2 separate regions of the Mus musculus genome follow, and region 2 is linked to region 1. Evidence: chromatin loops called from intact Hi-C (ENCODE). Cell type or tissue: heart. All regions are shown on one strand. Each heading gives the region's core, and the rest is flanking DNA. Links, peaks and the distances in the headings are about the cores only.

Region 1 (8,321 bases), core at 1-8,000:
TGTGCTGCTCTGTATGGTGCCGTGTGTAAGAATAAACCCATTGGAATACTCGTGTCTTGGTTCCTTCCCGACCCGCCGTCCAGGCCAAACCCAGAGTTAGGACTGCCCAGGAGAGGGAGGAAAACGGGAGGGTGGAGAACGACAGGCGGGCAGGACTCGCCAGAGAGGCCCCAGACCTCTAACGTGTTTGTTCTTTTCTCTTTCAGTCTCGAAAAGGTGCTGACCTGGACAGGGAGAAGAAAGCTGCGGAGTGCAGAGTGGACAGCATCGGGAGTGGCCGGGCCATCCCCATCAAGCAGGTTAGCCCAGGACAGGAGCCTTCTTCCCGGGGCCAGGATCCTAGGCCTACTGTTTACCAAGGGACTGGTGATCCTCCTGGTCTGAAGCGTGAGGCCCAAGAACCTGGTCCCCAGACAGCTGCCTTCCCTCTTCCTTACCACTGGAGAGCAGCAGAGAGCCACCTGCGGCCTTCAGTTGGCTTCCGGACCTGATGGTTCGCTGGTGCAACCTGGAGAGGGAGCCTCCTGGACTCTGAGCTAAGGAAAAGACTTGGGGGTGGGGGTGGGGGCGGTAACGTAGGGGCTGGGTATGGTGGAACGTGTCTGCAGGTCCAGGACTTTGGAGGCAGAGCAGGAGTATGTATAATTTGAGCTACCTTGGGTTGTTTAAGGAATCCGGGGTCAGGCTCCACAGCATAGCAAGACTGTCTCAGAAACACAAACCAAGCCAAAGAGAGCCTGAGTAAAAGGCAGCATGGAGGAATGCTCATGTCTGGGGTTTACTGATGCAGACCACCACTGCAAGCATCTCTGTTCTTTCTCTTTTCTCTTATTCACTGATTCCCAATTACTGTTGCACACACACACATGCACACGTATACACACACACATACCACACATGCACACGTGCACACACATATACACACATGAACACACGTACACATACACACACATACGGCACGCACGTGCACACACACGTACACACACATACACACACACTAGCGCACACATGCTTTCTTGGTAAGTACATCTCACCCTAATGAAAGCAGCTTTCATTTGCAGCAGATAGAGTGAAGCACACCTGGTCAAAACAGAAGAAACAATTGTGGCAGGAAGGTAGAGAGGTGGCCCAGTTAAGAGCACTGGCTACTCTTCCAGAAGATCTCATAAGCTAATGAGGGCTTAGAGTGTAGGCCAGGGAGCCACGTGCACGCCCACTTCTTTCTCCTGTCTCCTTGTCTTCTTCATCCCTCTGTTGATTGAATTTATGTCTGCCAGGGACCATTCCAACTGGGACAGTCTCTGGGAGGGAAGTCACCTGAACAGGCTGAGAGCACAGAATGGCTGCAGTGAAAGTCCTCTGCTTCCTGCCCCTCTGTGTGTCAGTGTGATTCCAGGAGGCCAGGGCCTTCAATTGCTGGTGCACTGTGGACTCAGCCTGAGTGGAGGTGGGGGTGAGGATGGCAGTGCCTTCAGAGTGTTGGTACTGTGGTTATACCCACCCAGACACGTTTGTTGAGTGATTGAGAGTACTTGCTTGCCTCCTGCTCCCACTGGCTTTCCTGTCTGGGGGTTGCAATAGCAGGGTGGGGGTGGGGACTGGATCAGTTGTTCTCTGAGTCCTCCACCTGCAAGAATGAAGGGGAAAGAGTGCCCTGTCAACTGGTGCCTGGAAGTCTGGTGGTTGCTTGGGTGTCAGATGCCCTGAGTGTCTCAGGAAGGCTCTTCCTAGGTTAAGGCTCTGGGCTGGAGATTGCATTTGTCCACCTGGGGGCGGGGTGGGGGTGGGTGCTGCTCAGTAGGGAGGCTCTGCCCATGAAGGTTGAGGAGCAGAAGACTTTTACTGACCTCAGCCGCCCATTAGGTATCTCTGTGCCACATTCGTGGCTCCTCCCCTTTCCCGCCCCCTTGTCCTGTGCTCCCCTTTTCTGTACCTTCCCCTCCCCCTAGCTCCTGCTGGGAGTGGAGATTGCTTTTCAGTTGCCATTTGCATTCCCAATCAATCCGGACTCCGCAATTAAGTCGGCTGGCGGAGCTGGGAGGGAGGCGGCGGCGGGAACGGGTCCTCTGGGGGCTGTCGCCTCCGCACCGCTCCCATTCCGCCCCAGATTGCTTCCTGCTCCACGGTGCGCAGCCGGCCGGCCAGGGAGGGAGCGGGAACCCCGCAGCTTCTCTCCTTCTTGGAACCCGGGTTGGAGGGTGGGTGCAGCAAGACTGGGCAGAGGGTTGGCGGCCAGGGTCGCTCTGCCGCCCTCTAGCCTGCTGGCGAGCTCTTTGGCGCCCCGCCTACACCCCTTGCTAACGAACCTCATTAAGACAAGGAAAGCTAGGTGTTTTGTCGGGCAGAAAGGGCTTCGCTCCTGAGCTGCCTCTGCAGCAGACTGACTTCTGACCCTCTAACTAGTTGGAGGAGTACCTGGGTAGATCCGGTGGTCTTCAGGCAGCTCTGGTCCAGACAGACTGAAGTTTTTTCGATGTACCTAGCCAGCTGGTGGCATGAAGGGGAGCCGGGCCAGGGCTTAGAGGCAATGCCTACCATTGGTGACAAGAGGGTTCAGGTGTGAGGGTTCTGGAGCTGGCGGAGTGAGAGGAAGACCTCTTGATGACCAACATCAAGAAAGTTGTGAAGCCCGCTGGGTTTCCAAGGAGATTCTGCAGCCTACCGTTTCACTTGGCTTCTTCCCTCCTCTTCTTAATGGTGGTCTGTCCTCAGAGGTCACTTGCCCTTGGATGCCATTGCTAAGAATCAGGGAGAAGGAGTGGCTTGGCTCCCTTCTGCTTCTACAGCTTGCCTGTGCCAGGAACACTATGGCCACAGACAGGGCACCAGGCAATCTTCTCAGGGCCCTTCACAGACTATTTAACTGGGGCACTGGTGGCTTTTTTGTAAAAGAACAATCCCAGGCTGTCTTCATTCAGAACCTCTGTTTGAAGGCAACGTCTCATCATCAGGAAGCAGGAGATGTCCTGGATGCTCCACGTGTTACTGCATCTACTGAAATGACATCTGTTTCTCGGGGGTGGGAAAAGAGGAGGGAGGAGGGGACTTATCAAGGATATGGACATATCAAAAAGTGGGAGCTGGAAACTGAAGCTGCTCACGCTTCCCTGGTTGAGCACTCTTCCTCAGCGCCCGTTCGCCCCCTAGTGGCCAGGGGTGAGATCACTTGTAAGTCCTTAATTGTCTTTTATGTAATCTTGGCTGGCTGGCTGGCCGGCCCACCCACCCGCTGGCCTTTAACTTGCCTTCTGCCTCAGTCTCTCAAGCCCTCAGGCTCCAGGCATGTGTCACCATTCCCACCCCTTAATCACATGTTTTCACACCATCCACTAGGTCAAGAAGGACCCAAGGGAAGTGTATGGCTGAATCTGATACTTGGCTGCTCATTGGCATTCCTCCATGGCCATTTTTACTGACTGGCTGAGGGCAGGGCCTGCTTTTGCCTCCACATATGGGCATTATCACCCTTTACCACCCCATGGACAGCCCAGACTATACCTTTCTCCTGTCTCAGCATTGTCTGTCAGAACTCCTCCCACCAAGTCCCAGTTTGTAACTAGGACCACATGCCTCTTCCTGCCTAGACTGAGTTGGTGGCTTTGAGGGACCAGCCACCATAGTTCCATGTGTAGTACTCAGGTTCCCGCCTGTCTGCCTGTGATCTTGGAGTAATTCAGAAGACATCTCTAAGGCACAATAGAGGAGTTGGTTTCTCCCAGAGGGAAGGAAGGAAGGCTGAGGGAGGTATTGCCAATCAGGTTCTCCGTCCTGCCTTCATCTCTTGACAGCCACGCAGCACAGTCTTGGCACTTTTTCCAGTTCTTCCAACAGACACTTGTGGGCATCTGTTCTGGCCAGGTGCTGACTCTGCTGGGTACTGAGAGTTAACAGAGCCCACACAGATAATGTTGTGCTCATAGGCCCCGCTCCTGTCCTTGCCTGTTGGACCTAACACTCGAAGAACACATCATGCTAGCTCTTGTGGTATAGGCTTGCAATCTCAGCTACTCGGGAGGCTGATGCAGGAGGATAATCGGTTCTAGGCTCACCTGGACTATCGAGAGTTTAAAGCCAGTTTAGGCAGTTTGGCAGAGGCTGTTATAAAGAGAAAACTGGGGATATAGCTCGGTGGTAGAGAGCTGATAGGCCAAACAGGGGCACTGGGGGACAAGAGACATCTCATTGGCTTGCATGGGCAGTTTGGTGGCTGAATGGGGGACTTGGACTTCTTGGTGCCTCGCATAAGGTCTGGAGCGTTGTTGGGATGGGATTTTTCTGCCTTGAGCTCCCTCAGGTGGGAGGAAACTAGAATCCTCTACCAGTTGTCCTTCTCTCTTGTACAGCCTTCTAGCTTAATAGTGGCTCAAACTGCTTCCTGCTGAGTGGCCAGTGAGAAGATGTGGCCTCCTGCTCTACTCAATGCACTGCAGGCCCTTAACCCCTCTGCCCAGATGCAGAGCTTTCAGCAGGAAGCAGGGTGAGGAGACCTGGTCACATCATGACTTTCCTGTGCTGGGCTGGCTCCTGGGCTCTGCTCAAGTCCCAGGCATCAGCACAGAAAGGCCTTTTAGCTGGCCTCTGGTTGGAACCCTGCCCCTGGGACACAGCGACCCCCAGGCTGACTCCTGGTCTGTAACTGTGCCTTTCTTCTTAGGGGATCCTGCTGAAAAGAAGCGGCAAATCCTTGAACAAGGAGTGGAAGAAGAAGTATGTGACGCTGTGTGACAACGGGTTGCTTACTTACCACCCTAGCCTGCACGTGAGTCCAGAAGGGTGGGGATGAGGGACTGTGACAGAGGACTCCTGGTGATCTCTGGGGGTTTCTTTTGAAAATGCACCATACTTTAGTAGTTTGGAAAGGGCATATGAACTGATGTTTGCCTTTCCAGCAGAGCAAGCTCCCCACCAGCTATGCTTAGCTGGTGCTGCTGGGCTGTCATGGCCAGCCTGCCCTGCCCTTGCCAGCCAGGCTCTATTTCTCATGTAACTATTGAACTTCTGTAGCCAAGGACATGCATGTTGCTGATCCAGGGTCTGGAGCTAGCCATGGTGATGAGGAGCGCTAGTCTCCTGGGCCAGCAATGCTAGGGAGCCAGGATATTGAGTTTGGCCTAAGGAGGAGTAGAAGGTTCTGGTCTGAAGAACACATGGCTTGTGCCCCAGCAGTGGTGACATGGGTATTCCAGGAATTGTAATGTGGCCCCTGTGGCAGCTCTCCCTACCCTCCTTCCTTCTCCTTCCCTCACTGCGTGGCTCCAGCACACAGCTGTCACCAGAATCCATCTCTGTCACCACCCCACTGTGGGGCTAATGAGTTCTCCTGTGAAGCCCCTGGAGCACAGCACGTGGGCCAGCCCCACCCCCCCACCCCCACCCCCGCCCCCGCCCAGAGCCTCTGGGCTAGCCTCAGAGGGTCCCTAGCCCATCTTTAAATCTGCACACAGTGTCAGGGAGTTCCTGCCTGACAGGTGCCAAGGGTTTCATTTCCTGGCCATTACCTGGTCCTACCAGGCCTACCCAGACAACCCTCCAAAAGACCTGGCATGGACATAGGCCCGGGCAGAGCAGGCCTCAGGCGGTCTCCACTCGGGCCAGATCACGACCTGGGCTTCCTGTTGGTCTTCCTCTTTTCTGACTCCTCCAGGTCTTGGTCTTTCCCCTTACCTCGGGTAACACTGATTGACCTTAGTCCCTGGGCCAGAATGCCGGGTAGTAGTGAGCCCTGAGACAGAGAAGGACCCACACTCCAGCAGACTCTCTTCTCAGCTTGACCCACCCTCCTTCTCACACAGCCCTCAGCCTTCTTCCATGTCCTCAAAAGACAGTAGGAGGCAAGTGGCCCTGCCTACAGAGATCGAAGGTGTCTTAGACCAAGAGTGTCCACTGCAGATGTAAGGCCTCCCTCCCCATTCTAGGGAGGGCTGGGGGAAAATGTGTGAGTAGATTCAGGGTTGTCTTCTTCAGAAGGGATTTGAGGTATCTTCCCTGGTTTCAGGAGAAACTGGGCTGTAAGCTGAGGCGCAGAAGCCCCTGCCAGCTCTCCTGAGTCATGTCTCCCTCTGTATGCCAGGCCGGCTACATATGTTCTCTGCATGTTTGCATCAGGACCAAGGAACCTGAAAACTAGCTGCCTCCCTCTTGTGTGGGTGGTTTCAGCCTCCTGCCTACATCCTCGGCAGTGGCTTTCTATCTGTGCACCTATGGCCGAGTGTGGTGGTCCATCCCTTTTGCTGGGATGGAAACCTGGAGGGATGGGGTCAGTTGTATCAGGCTATGTTCTGGTTTGGGGAAAGTCAGAAAAGAGAGAAGATAGTGAGAATGTTATCTCTACAGCCACAGCTAAAAGTCGTGGCTTGGAGGTTCTGTAACGATGTTAAAGCTACTACCCAGCTGGTAAGTGAACCAAAAGGTAGATCCATTATCAACATTACCCAGATTTGCCACTGTTTGCCAAGAAAATCTACTTCTGAGACTGACTGGAAAAGTCAGAACAGAGTAAGTTAGGGAAGCCACCAGAGGTCTGACTGAGTGTCCGAGATCCTGGGAGTTCCTCTCATCATACTTGTGCTTTGTGCTTCAGGGCCCTATGACAGGACCTGGGGGCCAGGAACTTCCAGACCTGTCCTGCTGCCCTTGCAGGTGACAGCCAGCCCAATAATCACCTAGCCTCTTGGTTTCTAGCCCTTTAGGTCCCCTTGGGATTCTGTGGCCATTGTACCCAATAGCTGGACTCCTCAGGCACCCAGAAAAGAAGGTCCTTCCTGTTGGATTTCGGGACACCAGCAGAGCATTGGGCCTGGCCTTCTTGTCAGACTTGCCAGCTCTCTTGAAAACTTCCTGTTAGACACAGCATGAAGCCAAGAGCTGTGTTCTCAGGCCCAGTTCATTCCTGTGACCTTCCTTTCCCCTTCTCTTTGCCTGTAGCTGTGGCTTGCATGACCTCACTGGCTACTGGCGCTCACCTGGGTCCCATTTGCCACCTTCCTCTAACCTCAGAAGAGCTTTAGCACAGCAATGACCTAGTCTAACCTGCAAGAACCTGGGTTGCTCAGATCTTAACAAGTAAGAGAAAGCGAAAGGCCTCTCAGCCTTTTAGGCAAGATCAAATGGGAGAAAGCGTTTTCTAGCCCCTACAGAGGTTCCCTCATGACTTGGTTGGGCCTATCTGACTCTCCTGAAGGGCACAGGTCTCACCTGAGAGGCAGGACCACAGTGTCTGGGCCTCTCCTACTAATGGAGTTGGCTGGCCCAGCATGTGGAGCACAAGTTGGTGGGCAGGCCGCAAGCTTCAAGTCTGGAGCCGAATCTCTCTGGCCCAAGAGAGCCTGCCACAGCTTCCCCCATTTTGCAGCCAGCGGAGCCATTCACACAATCACCTTCTGTTAATTCTATCTGCAACATCAATTAAATTGTTTGTAGAAACTAATTGAATGTGGCTTAATCACACATCTTAATAGCTTTCCACGCTCTGAACTCGTTGTTAATTCCAGTAATAAAACGAGATGAGAACGCTGGCTGGGTAATTAGCGAGGAGGCTGGGGAAGAAATTGCTGTTTGATGGTGGGTAATAAAGGCAGCCGTGGTGACCGCTCTCCTGAGCAGCCGCTGCCACCACCCTGCTCCCCTGTTCTGCTGACAGAGGGAAACACTATTGCTCTCCGCCTGCAGTCCCTTTTCTGCTGCTGCCCCGCCAGGCTCCTCACTGTTTGTTTCCCTGGGCCCAGCACTCGGCCCAGACTTCTGAGGGTGACACACTGCTGGACCCACAGGATATGGTGTGATCAGATGCAGAAGTTGGACAGTCTCTTTCTCTGCTAGGCGGCTTCTAGCTCCTTGGCCCTGAACAAAGTCCCTCTGTGTGACTCTCGTTCTTGGCCTAGGGTCATTTTCTCATACTACATACCAGCTTTGGGCATCTCAGAGCTTGAGTGGGCCTAAAGAGTGATAACTGCTGTGACCTCCTTGTGAACTGGAGCAATCCAAACCCTCCCTCAGGAGAGCGACTGCAGCTGGGCCTTTGGCCCAACCAGCTGTTGACACTTGTCTAGAGCAGCCAGTGCAAGATGCGGGTCTAAGGAATGATGGTGAAGATGAGCAGGACAGAGATGAGAACCTGTGAGATGAGATAAGCCAAGAGAGAAAGGTTGAGACGGTAAAGTTACTTCTGGACATAAAAATAAGGACCAGAGGACCAGCAACAGTGCCTGGCGAGGCAGAGAAGGGTCAGGTGAGGCAATCCTTGGGTTGGGTGGGCAGCAAAGGGCCTGTGGGCTCCGCTGCACAGCCAAGCTCTAGGTCTGTTTATGGTACTGTGGCCTGGA
Region 2 (8,321 bases), core at 257-8,256, 70 kb before region 1:
CACTCTGTAGACCAGGCTGGCCTCGAACTCAGAAATCCGCCTGCCTCTGCCTCCCAAGTGCTGGGATTAAAGGCATGAGCCACCATGCCTGGCCCCAACCCAGAAACTCTTTCAGGGAGTTTCTCTATGATGTCAATAGCAAACCTGGTATTGAAAAGCTGGAAACTCCGGTGGTTATCAGAGAAGACATAGTTATAAGACAGCACTCCATATGGACTAGGACAAGTAATGAGGGTGCTTTCCGGGTTCTGGAGCTCATGATCCCCAGAATATGTTCATTAAGAGAGGAAGATGTAAAGTAACAGAGGACCCTGGATACCTCTAGGGCAGCAGGAGAGTCCATGGTCACTATGAAGGAGGATAGCCTCACCAAAAGGAGGGTCTGGGTCTCCAGGCAGAGGAGGATAGTCAGAAGACAGAGGCCACTGGATATGGAACCTGAAGAGGGCCCTTGTCATGTAGTATTACTAGGATGCTAGGGGCATAAGAAGAGATCTGCCTGTGCCAAACCTCCCACCACTCTCTAACTTGGTCAGAAGCCAAGTCCACTCTGCAAAAGAACAAATGATGTCAGGTGGGTTCATGGAAGGGCAGGAGAGGCAAAAAGGAGAGGGGGTAGACTAAGAATCAGCCAATGACCCTCAGGTCTGCATTCAGGGGCTGTGACTGGGAGCCTAAAAGGCCTCAAAGGCATCCCAAACCCCAATGTCTATCTGGGTTTCCTTCAAGCCCTACCATGGACCGCTGTGGTTTCCTCCTGGCGCCTCTGGTCTCTGACAGCAGAGACTCCCCCACATGCTGCATTAATGGCTCAGCCTGTGCCCCCAGGGACCTCCCCTGCCCCCCCAGACTGCTCCGCTTGCCCCCCAACCCCCCTCGTGCTGAAACCTAATCCTCTGCAGCAGCTTTAGCTCAGTCCTGTTCTGCAGCCCCTGCCTGCCACTACCTCCTGCGCCCTACTTGGTCTTTACTGCAGAGACCCAGCCCCACGGAGTCAACGCCTGTTCTGGGGAAGGCAGAGCTGACCGAAGTTCAACTCATCCAGTCCTATCAGGCCAGTACTTTCACCTGTCTTGGCTCCTCCCGTCTCTACCTTCTCCTTCTCTCTCCGTATTCCTTGCTGAGCTACTTGAGTCCCATTTCAATCCCCACCACTATCCTGCTAGCCCTACAAAACAGCTTCCGTGCTCCTTAGAAATCCCATCCCCAGTCAGGAAACCTCCCTGCTCCAGCCATGAAACCTCCCTCAGGACTGGAGGAGGCCCAGCGGCGACAGGCCTCAGACATCCGGGTGTTCGCCAACAGCTGCACGATGCATGGTTTGGGCCACATCTTTGGCCCTGGAGGCCTGACCCTGCGCCGTGGGCTGTGGGCCACAGCTGTACTCCTGTCGCTGGCGGCCTTCCTCTACCAGGTGGCTGAGCGGGTTCGCTACTATGGGGAGTTCCACCATAAGACCACCCTGGATGAGCGTGAGAGCCACCAGCTTACCTTCCCAGCTGTCACTTTGTGTAACATCAATCCCCTGCGCCGCTCACGCCTCACACCCAATGACTTGCACTGGGCCGGAACGGCACTGCTGGGTCTGGACCCTGCTGAACATGCTGCCTACCTTCGTGCCCTGGGCCAGCCCCCTGCACCACCTGGCTTCATGCCCAGTCCGACTTTTGACATGGCACAACTCTACGCCAGAGCCGGCCACTCCCTTGAGGACATGTTGCTGGACTGCCGATACCGTGGCCAGCCCTGTGGACCTGAGAACTTCACAGTGGTGAGCCAGTTGCCCGAAGACCCTATTTAGTGACTACAATTTTCAGCCTTGTCAGTAAGGAAACCTTACCACCCCTGCCTGGCTATCCCTTCCTTCCTGCTGGCCACAGGCCTTCCATCGGAGACATTCGTTCTGTCTATCCGGGAAGCTGCCTTGGGAGGCTATCTCTGTCCATCTCAGTTAGACATCTGTGCACCTGGCTATGCCTCTCAGTGAGGACAGCAATCCAAGCAAGCTGCAGGACCAAGGGCTAATCAGTAGAGACACTTGCTCCTAGAGTAGACTGCAGTACCCTGAGACTATTCTGGGGCAGGAGAGAACTGATGTTCCTCTGCCTCCTCTGAATTATTCCACCCCAAAAGAGGGCAAGAATACATCCAGTTACCCCTGTAGGGATACTGCTGTCAGGGCTTTGGCGAGAGGCAGAGAAGTTACACTGAGGCAGGAGGCTTCTCCATTCCACATACCTACATGTGAGACTAAGGACATTGAGGTATGGCCTATCAAGTTCCTTCAAGGAGGGTGGGAGAAGTGGTTTCTTCGTATGAGATCCAGTCTCAAAAAAGTCCAAAGCATAAAACAAGCATGGGGGTGCACATCTTTTATCCCAGAACCTGGAAAACAGAGGCAGGAGGATCCCTGGGGATTTGAGGCCAGCCTCATCTACAATATATAAATTCTAGGACTACATAGAGAGATTCTGTCTCAAAAAAAAAAAAAAACCTTAAGAAAATGAGGACATGGTGGAAAATCAGCTAGATCTCCTAGACTTCATCACTTAGGCTCCCCCTAGGTACGTAAGACAGCACATGCAGGGGGAGAGCATCTACCCAAGACCTACTGAGCTTGCACATCTGCCTCCAGAACTGGAAGGATTTGTCACTGCCATGGTGGCTTTTCCTGTGGTCCCAGGACTTGGTATTTGGAACCAGGAGGATCAGGAATTTGAGGCCAGCTCAGTTACATCGAAAGCACCAGACAAGGCCAGGCTACATAAGATCTTACTCCCTGTCCCTCCCTCCAAAACCCTAAAGGACAAAACAAAGAGAACGGGCTCAAGGGGTGGTATGGTCCCATTCCCAAGGGCTTGTTTGAGAGAGGGACTGTTCCTTTCTGTTCCCCCCAACCTCCCCCCCCCCAGATTTTCACTCGAATGGGGCAATGCTACACCTTCAACTCTGGTGCCCAGGGGGCAGAGCTGCTCACCACTCCTAAGGGCGGTGCTGGCAATGGACTGGAGATTATGCTGGATGTACAGCAGGAGGAGTATCTGCCCATCTGGAAGGACATGGGTGAGGGCCACAGGGTCATTGCCTGTGAGGAGGGATAAGGGTGGATGCATGCCTGAGGCTGGGAAATCACAAGACCATGGGAGGGAGGGGGAGAGGGAGGGGGAGAGGAGGGGGAGGGAGAGGCGGTAGGTGTGTAGGGAGAAGTCCCAAAGCATGTAATTTTGTGAGAAGAGACAGGGCTGTCTCTTCTAAATCCTGAGGAGAGGGACTGCCAAGAGAGTCTCTCCTGGGAATGGAGTGTCTGGGGCCTTAAAGGCCCCTCCCTGCAGAAGAGACCCCATTTGAGGTGGGGATCCGAGTGCAGATCCACGGCCAGGAGGAACCCCCTGCCATTGACCAGCTGGGCTTCGGTGCTGCCCCAGGCCACCAGACTTTTGTGTCCTGCCAGCAACAGCAAGTATGTTGGCTCAACTGCCTGCACCTCCCACCCTCCCCAAGCTCCTACCATCCCTAGAAGGCCCTAAGACCCCAAGCCACAGTGTCTCAGCCTGACTGTGGGGGCCACACACACACACACCTCTATTACTAAACAGCCTATTTAATCTTGTCCCTCTGACAGCTGAGTTTCCTGCCACCACCCTGGGGTGACTGCAATACCGCATCTGTGGATCCCGACTTTGATCCAGAGCCCTCTGATCCCCTGGGTTCCCCTAGCTCCAGCCCTCCTTATAGCTTAATAGGGTGTCGCCTGGCCTGTGAGTCACGCTATGTGGCTCGGAAGTGCGGATGTCGAATGATGCATATGCCTGGTAAGGGACTGGGCTCTGTTGAGAGTAGGGAATGAAGATACCCTAGGGGGCGCTCTCAAGCTCTCAGACCGGTCTCTTCTTCCTATTCTAGGAAACTCCCCAGTGTGCAGCCCCCAGCAGTACAAGGACTGTGCCAGCCCAGCTCTGGGTAAGGCACATCTCTTCAGCCTCCCTGTCCCCATCCATTCAGACATTGATCACAACCCTCTTGGCCAAGTGCTCCTGTTCCTTGCTTTGCGGCCTGCAGACGCTATGCTGCGAAAGGACACTTGTGTCTGTCCCAACCCGTGCGCCACTACACGCTATGCCAAGGAGCTCTCCATGGTGCGGATTCCCAGCCGCGCTTCAGCTCGCTACCTGGCCCGGAAATACAACCGTAGCGAGACTTACATCACGTGAGCAAGGGACATGGTAGCAAGGCTGGAGGCACTGTACCTGAGTCAAGGGGCTCCTAGCAGGGAACTGGACTGGAACCCTTTCGCACACAGCCCAGGCTAGAGTCATCTCTACATAACAGGTTCTGGGACTTGGGCAAACTGCTTAAACTTTCTGACTTGGGGGATGGGAACAACCCAAGGTTCTTGAAAGGGGCCAGAATGCTCACACCCACTTCCAGCTGGCCCCGGGTGGTGTCCAGCAAGTAGTTCGCGCTTCTTTTCCTTCAGGGAGAATGTACTGGTTCTGGATATCTTCTTTGAAGCCCTCAACTATGAGGCCGTGGAACAAAAGGCAGCTTATGAAGTGTCGGAGTTGCTGGGTGTGTACTGAGTGCCTGGGTCTGCAGAGGTGCAGAAGGTAGGTGATCGTGAACTGACAGCACTCTGCCTCCACAGGAGACATTGGGGGACAGATGGGACTGTTTATCGGAGCCAGCCTGCTTACCATCCTCGAGATCCTCGACTACCTCTGTGAGGTGGGACAGAACCCCAGACACCATGGGGAAGAATCAGGCCACCAGTGTCTAAGAATATAGATGTTGGCCACCTAACTCCTGCCACTTGTCCCCAGGTTTTTCAAGACAGAGTCCTGGGGTACTTCTGGAACAGAAGGAGCTCTCAAAGGCGCTCTGGCAACACTCTGGTAACACTCCTTTGCCATCCCCCATCCCTAACATTGTAGGCCTCACCCCAAACCTTAAACATTTGGCCCAGGAGCTATAAGTACAACAATATTGGCTGGTCTCCACCTGACCCCTCTTCCCACAGCTCCAGGAAGAGTTGAATGGGCATCGAACACATGTTCCCCATCTCAGCCTAGGCCCCAGGTAATATGAAATATTCCCCATAATGGGGACAGGACAGGTTCAGAGGAAGAAGTTCAGGTCCAGGACAGAAGAGGTGGAGGGGGCCCTGCCCAGTGCTGTGGCTTGTCCCACCAGGCCTCCTACCGCTCCCAGTGCTGTCACCAAGACACTCGCTGCCTCCCACCGTACCTGTTACCTCGTGACAAGGCTCTAGACCTGCTTGGCTGCGCCGTGACATCTTGGACATGCCCAGGCTGTACATCTTTGCCTTCTTTACCCTAATAAAGCTCTAGTACACGTGCCTCAGGCGTCTGCCTTACAGATCAGACACGAGCAGAGTCGATGACAGCTTCCAGCCTCATCCATTCTCCAGCTGGGCCCTGGGCCCCAGTTAGACTTAACAATTCTCTTGAGGTGGGGTGGGGTAATTTTGAGACAAGCTCAGTCAGGCACACCTTAGTGAGGAGTTGATGAGGTCCTCAAACCCATTTTCTTTTCATTTTGTTTTTCTTGAGTACCGGGGACTACGCCTCGGGTGTGGAGGATGCCCGCTATGCGAGTATTTTTCCATGGAAGCATCCCCCATCACTTTTTTCCTGAGGCAGGGTCTCATAAACTTCCAGCTAGGATTGTACTATGCAGCCAAGGATTATCTTGAACTCCTAACCTCCCAAATATTGAGATTATAGGCATGGTTGGCTTCCCAGACCTTTTTATATCTTGTTTATTTAGAAACAGAGTCTCACTAGGTTTTCCAGATTACCTTGAACTCACTCCCAAGCCCACACTGCCCTTGCAGCACTGCCTCGGGCTCCTTGGTAGATTGGAATGCAGGCCTATACACTAGGCTTACCTCCTACCAAAATCTAAGAAGGTAGTCTCTCCATGCCCAGAGCTTAGGTGACGGCCCATAGTGGGCATGGTCAGTAGGTATTCATTGCACCAACGGTGGAGAGCTGGAACGAGGTTCTAACTAGCTCAGCGAGAAGGTGGAAGTGGCAGGTTACATGAGAACTAGTCCATGTGCAAGAACACAAACTGGTGTCTCGCCTTCGAAGGTTCTCGCCTTTCCAACCTCTCCATAGGAGCTGACAACCTGCTAAGACAGTGGGCCCAAGAGAGCCCTCCCTTCCCCTTCCTGTCAAGAGGGCACTCCTGGAGTTTCGCCTCAGCTCCAGTTTCCTACTCTCACTGTACCCCAACCCCTGGAAAAGTGACAAACAGGAACTGGGAAGGGCTGTGCTTATGGAAGAGACCCACACAGCTCTGGATCTCTTCTGCCCCAGCTGACAACTCCAAGTGTGAGAAGACAGATGTGGAAGGCTCTATATAGGATGCAGAGCTAGAGAGGCCTGGCCCATTCTCCCCTTCTGGCAAAGACTCAGCTTTGCACTCAGGCATCCTACCTCAGGACTGTATCTGGCCTTCTAGGCAGAGGAAAAAAGTGTGGAGGATTATGTAAGCTGAGTGTGGAGACAGGACTGCCATGACACAATCAAAAGAACAGGGACCATTGCCTCCTATTCCTGGTCTCAGGATACGTAAAGAGATAGAGCAGACGTGAGTAGCTCAGTGCACAAGCTGTGGGCCACATCACATTGCAGGAGTCCCCAGTCACCCTCCAGAGCCACCCCACCACCATATCATCAGACTGTGGGAAAGGAGCCAATTTATGAAATTAAATAAAGTCCACGGAGGGAGGGAAAGCCGCGGGCCAGGGTAACTCTGCCCTGGCTGGCCCAGCACAGCTGGCGCTCAGCATCCCACACCCGACTCTTCCACCCTCCTGGGAGGGAGGCTTAAACAGGCCAGGCCCCAGCCTGGCCACTGGGGTTCAGAGAGCCTATGGGGGACAGAAGTCAGAGAAGTAGGGGTGCTGCAAGGCCTCCTCTGCTGAGATGCGCTGCACAGGGTTACACTTCAATAGGTTCTGCAGGGGGAAGAAAGGCAGAGGTGGCTCAGGCTAGGACAGCCCACCATCTTTTGACCCTCTGGGCAAGCATACAGTCTCCAGTTTCTAGTCCTGGACAGACAAACGGCCCCATCTTTTACCCGCCGGGCACCTACCTGCAACAGGTCCCTCCCCGTGGCATTGAGCTTGGGCACGACGTTCACCAAGGATGTTGTAGCTGGGTACATTGGGTAGGGCTGCAGAGGAGGGCCAGGCAGAGTCAGGCCACAGCACGGATCATAGAGTTGGAAAATAAAAGGGGCCTCTAACGAACCAAGACCTCCCATAGCCAGGCACACCTTATAGTCTGGCAGCTTGGTCATGGCAGGCCATTGTTCCTCAGTCGGTGTCCCTAGCAGTGTGTCCATGTGGTCAAGGGTCACTTGTGGGGAGGGTTACACCTACACTTGAGGGGCTAGTGGGGGGATTCCTCATTCCCACCTGACCTTCTCTTACACCACCATGCTCTATCCCCAGCCCAGCCTGAGATGAACCCCATTTTATGGTATTTAGTAGGAAAACCCAACCCGATACTTGCAGTTCAAACAGACGAGTCATTTTTCTCCAAGAACCCTCTTCCTTCCTCCTAAGGCTTACTGGAACAACTTCTAATAGCTTCATCAGGGGTGTCATCCTTACCAACCGTGACTCCATCCATGCAAGGACAATGTGAAGGGCAAGCAATGGCTAACTCTCACCCCAGCTCTAGGCTCTATGCCCACTCCCATTCTACAAAGAGGTGAAGGGGTGTAGGCTAAGGGCACTGGGAGGATATCGGAAGATCCTCTTCAGCTGGTCATCCACATCATTGCCAGGGAAGAGAGGTCGTCCTGCATTAGCCAGCTCTGCAGAGAAAAACAGGGATAAAAGAGTACATGAAGGACCCATTGTTCTGAAGTGCCCCTGTGCCTTCCAGCCCCAGCCCCAAGAGCTCCCTCTCCCTTCCTTCACAAGTTCTCCTATTTGTTACCCCAACTGGAAGGACCTCTGCAGAACCCCAATGTGTCACCTGCAAAGATGCAGCCGGCTGACCACATGTCGATGGACGTGGAGTACAGCTTGGCCCCAAAGAGGACATCCGGTGGGCGGTACCACAGCGTGACCACCTGGAGAAGACCCCACCCACAGGGATCCCCCTCCCACTTAGAGAGCTGGAAGGAGGTCCAGGAGGAGGCTCAGAGAGCAGAGGAAACAAGGTGCTGGGGGACTCCCTCCCTTCAGCTTCATGTACCCCTTCCCAGGCTCACCTCAGCAGAGTAGCAGCGGACGGGGATACCAAAGGCTCGGGCCAGGCCAAAATCAGCCAATTTCAACT

Evidence for each region. Peaks named below come from ENCODE experiments on the same cell type or tissue, not always from the same donor. Only the 100,000 strongest peaks of a DNase experiment are listed, where the experiment ranks them.
Region 2: a loop joins it to region 1, with 2.9 times the contacts of the local background. A loop is called at or near these places in 14 of 42 quality-filtered maps.

What each region holds. Positions count from the first base shown.
Region 1 is chr5:24,483,135-24,491,455 of GRCm38, forward strand. Agap3 (ArfGAP with GTPase domain, ankyrin repeat and PH domain 3) reads left to right here. Exons shown (of 18, transcript NM_139153.2): 9 at 207-299; 10 at 4,655-4,759. Among named protein-coding and RNA genes, the nearest start is that of Agap3, 35 kb to the left of the region's middle. In heart, for the core only: CTCF peaks have their summits at 444 and 3,146 (motif pointing left); DNase peaks (open chromatin) are centred at 447 and 3,177; H3K4me3 peaks cover 836 bases; H3K27ac peaks cover 479 bases; H3K27me3 peaks cover 379 bases.
Region 2 is chr5:24,412,478-24,420,798 of GRCm38, forward strand. It overlaps Asic3 (acid-sensing (proton-gated) ion channel 3), which reads left to right and starts at 974. Exons shown (of 11, transcript NM_183000.2): 1 at 974-1,771; 2 at 2,913-3,063; 3 at 3,333-3,460; 4 at 3,623-3,812; 5 at 3,904-3,960; 6 at 4,060-4,207; 7 at 4,478-4,569; 8 at 4,646-4,725; 9 at 4,821-4,892; 10 at 5,018-5,076; 11 at 5,191-5,357. The coding sequence starts at 1,235. The coding sequence ends at 5,269. It overlaps Cdk5 (cyclin-dependent kinase 5), which reads right to left. Exons shown (of 12, transcript NM_007668.4): 7 at 8,254-8,321; 8 at 8,016-8,112; 9 at 7,782-7,851; 10 at 7,306-7,366; 11 at 7,123-7,203; 12 at 5,751-6,985. The coding sequence ends at 6,899. It also overlaps a transcript of Abcb8 not described here. In heart, for the core only: a CTCF peak has its summit at 3,854; DNase peaks (open chromatin) are centred at 3,804, 4,144 and 8,104; H3K4me3 peaks cover 238 bases; H3K27me3 peaks cover 2,588 bases.